Regions from separate parts of the Homo sapiens genome. Here region 2 is linked to region 1. Evidence: read pairs that join two places in POLR2A ChIA-PET (ENCODE). Cell type or tissue: Panc1. All regions are shown on one strand. Each heading gives the region's core, and the rest is flanking DNA. Links, peaks and the distances in the headings are about the cores only.

Evidence for each region. Peaks named below come from ENCODE experiments on the same cell type or tissue, not always from the same donor. Only the 100,000 strongest peaks of a DNase experiment are listed, where the experiment ranks them.
Region 2: POLR2A ChIA-PET joins it to region 1 with 5 read pairs; 2 of 35 experiments call an interaction of 5 or more read pairs at or near these places.

The regions. Positions count from the first base shown.
Region 1 is chr5:95,696,870-95,701,267 of GRCh38, reverse strand. It overlaps a transcript of SPATA9 not described here. Among named protein-coding and RNA genes, the nearest start is that of SPATA9, 16 kb to the right of the region's middle. In Panc1, for the core only: no CTCF peak of the experiment used is centred there; no DNase peak of the experiment used is centred there; H3K4me3 peaks cover 392 bases; H3K27ac peaks cover 2,920 bases.
Region 2 is chr5:95,802,791-95,807,188 of GRCh38, reverse strand. No RefSeq gene overlaps it. Among named protein-coding and RNA genes, the nearest start is that of GLRX, 18 kb to the left of the region's middle. In Panc1, for the core only: no CTCF peak of the experiment used is centred there; no DNase peak of the experiment used is centred there.

The DNA of each region.
Region 1 (4,398 bases), core at 258-4,257:
ACTGGGCACTGTCCTGATAAGGTAAGAGACTGAGCCTGCTTCCAAAGAATTATTGCAGTTGCCACAATTTTCTGCTTTATATCAAGAGGTTAAGTGACCTAGGAATTAGAATTCTAGAATTGTAGAATTTCAGAGTTATAAGGGACTTCAGAAATGATAACTCACATTTTACAGATAAAGTACTGTAAAATACATATGTGTTACTTGTTAATTAACTATTTTAAAAATCTTTGTGGCCTTTGCTATAATGTTTGAACATTAGGGAGTATCAGTAAACTACAAAATTTGTTTTTTCAAATTCTTGTGGTGTGGATTCTTCACCTCATCTAAGTAACTGAAGTGATAAAAAGGAAAATATTTTAAGAAATAAAGATGAAAATTATATGAATCCATATATGTGATAACATGGCTTAGAACTACACTCATACCACACACTAGTACATGTAAAACTGGTGAAATCCGAATCAAGTCAGTGGTTTATAGCAATGTCAAGTTCCTGGTTTTGATATTGTACTATAGTTATATAAGATGTAGTTATTGGGGCCGGGCACAGTGCCTCATGCCTGTAATCCCAGCACTTTGGGAGGCCGAGGTGGGCAGATCGCTGAGGCCAGGAGTTTGAGACCAGCCTGGCCAACATGGCAAAATCCCATCTCTAAAAAAAATTTTTGGCCAGGCGCGGTGGCTCAAGTCTGTAATCCCAGCGCTTTGGGAGGCTGAGGCGGGCATATCACGAGGTCAGGAGATCAAGACCAGCCTGACCGACGTGGTGAAACCCTGTCTCTATGAAAAATATAAAAATTAGCCAGCCATGGTGGCGCGTGCCTGTAATCCCAGCTACTCTGGAGGCTGAGGCAGGAGAATCGCTTGAACCTGGGAGGTGGAGGTTGCAATGAGCTGAGATTGCATCACTGCACTCCAGTCTGGGTGATGGAGTGAGACTCCATCTAAACAAAAAAAAAAATTTTTTTTAAATGTAGTTATTGGGGGAAACTGCATGAAGGGCAAATGGGCACCCACTACTATCTAAAATAAAAATTTTAAAATATAGATAGCTACTATGAAATTGCTTTATTGACATGATTAAATATTATAAACTATAGGTGGTTAGAATTTAATATAAAAATAATTACAACATGAGACACTGCTTTAGCTTTCACCCCTTTGATCATTCCTCATGACTCCCTGTTAATATTTTCATAAGTTTTTTCTTCTTGACGCTCTTCATAGAAAACTAATTAATATCCATGGTTTCAGGGGCTAGCTCTATGTTGGAGTCCCCAGATCTTTCTGTCTGGCCCAGATGTCCCATTCAAACTCCAACTCGTTACTAGATTGCTCTTGCTAGATCTTTGCATGGTGTCTGACACAAAGTAGGCTTTCAAGAAATATTAGATGAATGAATGAATAACTTTTCAAATAACTATAAGATATTTGTACTTGAAACTCTCAGAGTCTTCTAAATTCAAAATATAGCAAAACAAAACCAGTATTTCTTCCCACTATGCTCACCCACCAAACTTGCTCACTCTGGCAATTTCCGTATTTCTCCCATTTCTACTATTTTCCAATCCAACTAAGCCTTTAAAATGTAAGCTGCCTTGGACTCTTCCTTCACTTTTATTTACCATATATGTCTAAGCAGTTATCTCTTATGTCCATTTTCCTCTCAAATATCCTTTATATTTGTCCCTTCTATTTCATTTCTATGGCTACTGTGTTAGCATTTTTTGTTGATATTGCTAAATGTTTCTCATTTTTCTCCCTGTTCTTAGTCTTGATTCCTCTTCAGTCTATTTTGTGCACTAGTTCCTGGTAAATGTTTCCCATTGGCCAGGTCACCACACTAAGAGCATGATCATAATTCTTGATGCTACCTATGGAGTGCTGATTGTATACCAGGCACTGTGATACTTACTGTACATATATTATCTCATTTACTCTTTATGATAGCCCTGTAAAGTAGGCATGATTTATCCCCATTTTATAGATGAGAAAACCGACGGTCCAAGAGATTTACAAATGTGCCACATTATTTAAGTAGCAGAGCCAGGATATGAACTCAGGTTAGCCTGGTTACAATCATTATGAAACACCATTCTCCTAAATATAAATACATTTTGTTCCTTCATTAAAATATACCCAGCAGAACCTCAACCTGGCAAAAATAGAAGCTCAATGAATCGCAGCATTGAAAGCACTTTATTAAATGAGTTGAACTGAGCAGGGTGCATGCTGAAAGCTCCCACTGACCTTCAAGCCTGCGCCTTCCATTTGTTCCAGCTCATAGTGCTCCACTCCCACCCCTTTCAAATCTCAGGGAGATTTTATAGTTATGTTGTTGCATTCAGGTAGTAAATGAATAGTCTTTTTTTTAGTAATTGAGTTGAGTTTGCTGTAATAAATAAATAAATAATGATAATTTTGTTGTTGCTCTCAGGTAATAAGTAGTAGTCTTTTTATTTTTGTAATTGAGTCCAGTTCGATGTAATAAACCAAATGTTAATCTCATTTCATTTAAAACTTCTTCCCATTCCCCGTTGAGTTTTGCTCCAGGCTTGGAAGTCTACAGTGGAAGAGTGAGGGAACTTTGGTCAGCTGCTTTTCCTCTCCTCAGCTCTCCTCCCTCATCGGTTTCTGCTTTTGGCCTCTTCAAAGCTGCAAGAGGGAAGGAGAAAAGGTAAGATAGGAAAAGCTCTTACTTAACTGCATGGTTATGACTGACATTGGTGCCCTTAGGAGTGGCAAATAACCCGAGGTTATTTGTCTCTTGGAAGCCTTCCGGGAACCTTCTACTGCATTTCTGGCCAGATAACAATCTAGTCCCTGAGCGTCTAGGAGTCTGCCTGACACTGCCCCTTCAGATGGAGCCTGCTGTGAGAATTTCAGACTGGCTCCCTTCACAGATGCTTGCATCAAGTCCACAGCTTGCTGTGAACTTAGCCTTCCCTCTCTTTAGTCTAGACCATAACATGCTCATTTCATTCCAGCCCCACTGTCTGCTTATTTTCCTCTCCCACGTTTCCTCCTCTCTGCCAATCTCAATGTAATTCCCATCTGATCGCAGTGCACACCTTTTTCCATGAAGCAATGCCTTATTTATTCCTTCCCACAGTGATTTTCCCAAATGAAAGTCCCAAGCACTCTATTATGTACCAAAAGAAAAAAGAAGAAATCAGTTTTACTTAAGAAGCTTGAGTACATATGTTAAATATTGACCCCAGGGTACACATCATTTTTAACATTCCATGTAATTAAATATGAAGTAGTAGGCATAGGCACTTCTGCTGCTTACTGAAACACATGATTGCCTCAAGGAAATGTACTTGTGTAATTGAGCTGTGAGCTGCTTTTTTTTTTTTCATGGAATGTCATTTTCATGGAATGTCATTTCATGGAATGTCATTTTCACTTGAAAGAATGACTGACAAAAACACCCAACTATGGTTATAGGGAGCTGGGTATTTGGCAGGTATTTTCTCGAATGTAAAAGAAGCGAGTCTGTCATTTCAAGGAAAACAATTGACAGTGTTTATTGCCAATGATAAATGTGAGCTTTAAAGCAAAAATTAGAACTCGGGAAAACTTGCATCCACAATGATGAGCTTGACAATTTGTGGTGGTTTTGTAGCTGTGGCTACACATTCTTCAATACAGCGCCCTACAAGAGACGGAGGTTACCTTCCCTCCCCTTGATTGTGGAGTTGATTGTCTCTAGTGATGAGCTATCATACTGAGATTAGTTATAAAATGACTGTGGCTCCCATCTTGAGCAGACTATCTTGTTCTCTCTCTGTCTCTCTCTCTCTGTGTGTCTCTCCTTGCCACCCCTGTTTCTTTTGAACTGCTCACCATGGGACAATCCGCCAGGTTGTGAGGTGGCCCTGAGAGAGGGAAGCCAGCTGAGGACATACTGAAGCAGTCTATGGAGAGGCCACATGGTAAGGAACTGAGGGTTCCCAGCAACCACGGGAGTGAACTTGGGAGTAGATCTTCTGAAGCAGCCAAAAGGCACACGAGTGAGCTTGGAATTGGACCATCTCTCAGTTGAGTCCTAAGAAGACCATAGCCCAGCCAACAGTTTGACTGCAACCTCTTGAATGATTTCAAGCCAGAACCACCTAGCTAAGCCACTCTTAAATTCCTTACCCAAAGAAACTGTGAGATAACAAAAGTTTATTGTTTTAAGTTGCTGAGTTGGGGTAATTTGCTATGCAAAGATATTGAGAGAACCAATATTATTCAAATAATCAATGCATGATGTTATAAAATTATGCATTAGTAAATGAGCCAAAGTGGAGGATAGATTTATAAATTTTAATGTAACAGAACATAAAAAGTTCACTGATATGGTATTTAGGTTGCACCTAATCTTTAAGAAATTACCGTTTTGTTTTG
Region 2 (4,398 bases), core at 268-4,267, 110 kb before region 1:
CTGAAGTTTCCTACTTACAGAGAATCTAGCAAATCACTGCCATGTGAGGATAATACCAAATAATGGTCTACTCCTGCCGAGGTCAGTGTATAAGGAATCCTTAGCAGCGTTTCCCAGGCACTTAAAGAGGCTATATACAGCACTTTGGGAGGCCAAGGCAGGTGGATCGCTTGAGGTTGCCTGAGGTCAGGAATTCAAGACCAGCCTGGCTAACATGGCGAAAACCCATCTCTACTAAAAGTACAAAAATTAGCCGGCATGGTGGCGCATGCCTGTAATCCCAGCTACTCCAGCTCAGAGTCTCCAGAGTAGCTGTCTCAGAACACTGGGTCCATGGCACATCAGCAAATGTTACATGAAAAAATGGGCTCCATGAGTTTGGAAACGCTGGGCTATACGATGCTGGCCTGCAGGACTTGTGCTCATTTTTAGAGTCTATGCCTTTTATCTGATAAACTTTAAAAACAGATACTCTTAGCCTCATTAAACCCCAAAAGCATTTAAAATATTTACCTCTTTCCCTTTGCTGAGATATAGGAAAGGGTAACAGAGGATGGATGGAAAACAGCATCCCTGAGAGGCACCTCCAGCTTAGAGGGATGAAGAGGGCATCAGTCATGTGGAGTCATGCAGCAGATGAGCTCAATCAGGGCTCCTAATCCAGTCTTACACTTGAGACACTCTGGAAGTACTGTGGAATTAGTATCTGCAACATGTTAGAAGTAGATATTTCGGCTGGGCATGGTGGCTCACGCCTGTAATCCCAGCACTCTGGGAGGCCGAGACGGGCAGATCACTTCAGGTCAGGAGTTCTAGACTATGCTGATTGACATGGTGAGACCCTGTTTCTACTAAAAGTACAAAAATTAGGCCAGGCGCCGTGGCTCACGCCTGTTAATCGCAGCACTTTGGGAGGCCGATGCGGGTGGATCACCTAAGGTCAGGAGTTCAAAACCAGCCTGGCCAACATGGCGAAACCCCATCTCTACTAAAAATACAAAAATTAGCTCGGTGTGGTGGTGGGCACCTGTAATTCCAGCTACTTGGGAGGCAGAGGCAGGAGAATCACTTGAACCCGGGAGGTGTAGGTTGCAGTAGTGAGCCAAGATCGTGACACTGCACTCCAGCCTGGATGACAGAGCGAGACTCCGTCTCCAAAAAAAAAAAAAAAAAAAGCCAAAAGCCGGGCATGGTGTTGTGTGCCTGTAGTCCCAGCTCCTCGGGAGGCTGAGGCAGGAGAATCGCTTGAACCTGGGAGGTGGAGGTTGCAGTGAGCAGAGAGCAGAGATCACGCCACTGCACTGCAGCCTGGCGGGCAAAGTAAGACTTCATCTCAGACAAAAAAAAAAAAAAAAGAAAGAAAGAAGTACATGTTTCATTTGTCCAGGACACTAGTAGCAGAGTGAGGGGGTAGCACTGGAAAGACCCCAAGCTTGGTAAATTTACTTAGCAGACATTCACACAGGCTTGTGAAGACTGCTGGGCTGGAAGCTTGACCTTGGAACTTGCCAGAGCCTTTAATATGTTACATGCATTGTGAATTTCCAAAGTAGTGACTAAGTACCCATTATATCTCAAAGATTTTACCTATCCTTTTTTCAAGAAGCACCTCTCTCAATTCATTTTAAGGGTCACAAGCACTGGAAATGCTAATATTTTGTGCTTTGACTTCTCTCCCCTTTGCCGCTCTCACTTGCTTTTCCACAGTTAACACCATTTCATGCAAGGAATGCTCTTATGGCCTGAATGTTTGTGCCCCTCCTAAATTCATATGTTGAAATCCTAACCCCTAAGGTGATGGTATTAGGAAGTGGGACCTTGTGGGAGGTGATTAGGTCATAATGGTGGAGCCCTCATGAATGGGATTAGTGCCCTTTTAAAGAGGACCCAGAGGGCTAGTTTGTCCTTTCTACCATGTGAGGACACAGTGAGAAGGCACCATCTACAAGCCAGTAAATGTGTTCTCTTCAGACACTGAAGCAGCCAGGAACTTGGTCTTGGACTTCCCAGCCTTCGGAACTATGGGAAATATATTTCTGTTGTTTATAAGCTACCCAGTCTATGGTATTTTGTTATAGCAGCTCCAACAGCCTAAGACAGATGCTGAATGGGTGCATCATGTCAATGTCTGGCATTTCTTCTGTCAGCATTCTGTAACTTATTTACGGTTTCAGCTAATAACTTGGCGTAAGTCCCAAGTTTCTCAATAATGACACAAAGTCCATCAGAGTCTTCATCTCCTGGTTCAATTCAAGCATCATTATAGACCAAAGTCTGTGCTAAGAGCTGTTAGAGCTGATTTATCAATACAGTCCCAAGCAACGACAACTGTATAAATGGCATCGTTAAGATTGAACTCTCCTGGAAAATCATAAATTCTAGGACCTGCTAACTGCAGCAAGCAGTTAGCAAAAGCAAACACAAAAAGGTGCACTTGCTCTTCATGGATTGTAGAATTCCGTGTCACAAGGCTGTATTGTGGGTGTCACGGTGGGTAATAAATTCAGAAGAAGATCACGAGAGGGTGTGAGAAGCATTTGCCCAGAAACAAAATTTTTCCATTTTTATCCAGTTTTGCTGGCCTTGCTTTGAACACATCACTGGTCTACAGTGGTTACAGAACCAGTCAGAACGCATTTTTCTAGCTACCTATACTTTTCTTCCTCCCTTCCTTCTCTCATGCCCTCTCTTCCTCCTTTCTTTCTTTCCTCTCTTCTCTCTTTCTTCCTTTTTCTACAACTTTACTGAAGTATATTTTCTTCAATGAGGGAATGTTTAAGCTGCTCAGCTCCTAACAGGAACTGGCCCTAGAATCTAAAATTCCTGCTCCTTTCATGGTTTAGAAGCCACGTGGACTGAATTCAAATCCCAGTTAGGTGATTTCCCAACTGTGTGACTGTAGGTAAGCAAATCTCTGTAGTCTGGCTTTTTATTATAAGAATTAAGGATAATGAAAATTAAATTAACTAATTAAATTAAAATTAAAGATGATTAACAGAGAAACCTCACTCTCTGGCTTCCCTGCGGCTGAATGGGCCATGCAACCAGCTCTCCATTCTCCCCAAACACTTCTTACCAAGCATGCTGTTTTTTCCTATTATCTGTTTTGGGTTAAGTCAAATATTAACCACAAGGTTGGTGTGTTAACAAGTCACAACATTTGAAGAATCCTAATCAGGTCAGACTTTGGAATAGTTTCCTCAGAGGTGGGAAGGAAAGTGGGGAGGGAGGATGACCTTAATAACTCCTTGACCTTGGAGAGTCAGCCTTGCAAGTCACCTAAAAGAATGTGTCTCCCGGCAACATGCCCAGCCTCCCTCACATTGCCCAAAGACAGCAATGCAACAGCATCCTCAAAGGAGGACATTGACTTCCGTGTTTGCTGGATTATTGTACATTTTTCTTAGAATGCTTGTGGAGGCTGTTTGCTAGTCAGTAGGGTATGTGAGCTTTGGAGTCAGGTCCTAGTTCTTCCCAGCTCTGCCACTTATTAACCATGTGACCTTAGGCTATTACTCACTGTACTCATTTTAGAATACAGACATGCAAAGCCCCTGGTCACTGGATTGCTGGGACAATAAAATGATAGAGATAATAAGAGTGGTTATACTTGCAGAGTGCTAACTCTGTGCAAGGCACTGGTTTCAGCACTGAATGCGTATGACCTCGTTTACTCCTCCCAGTGACACTATGGGGTTAATAGTCCATTAGCTGCATGTTATAATGAGCAGATAAAGTCCAGAGAGAGGTCACTTTACCTGTCAGAGGTCGCACAGTAAGGGGTGGAGCTGGGATGTGAATTTGCCTGTGCAGTCTGGCTTCATCACATGCTCAACCAGCCCACCAGACCACTTTCCTGTGCCATATCAGCTCTTCTGAAGGAAGTCATGTACGCAGAATGTCTGCCCCTCAGTAAGAGCACAATAAATGGTGATATTGAAATAATAACTAATACTTCCATTTCCTCAGGCCTCACCAGCTTATGGACTTCATGCAAACACCTCTTGCCTGCTCCCAAACCAGGCCCCAATGTCTCCTGAAGTTATTTCTGGGATGCCTCCCATGGACCTCCTGTCCTTTCACACTTGCCCCTCCCTGAGGTCCTGCCTGTGAAGTCCCTTGAGGTGGTGCCTCACCCTTCCACTGATGTTGGTGTCCCCTAGGCCTCTCCCCTGAGCCCTCTGGCCAAGTTCCCTGGGCCCCAAGCACAAATGGGTATCTGGGCCCAAACAGTCAATACCATCCACTTGGAGACCAGTGACTTTGTGTTCCCCGCTGTGTTCTGTTACATTCAACAGACATTTCCTAAGCAACTATTATATTTTGGAGAGAGTGTTAGAAGACACACAAAAAGTAAGAGCGAATGGTAGCCCATCTTCTTTGGATGTCTGAGCAAAT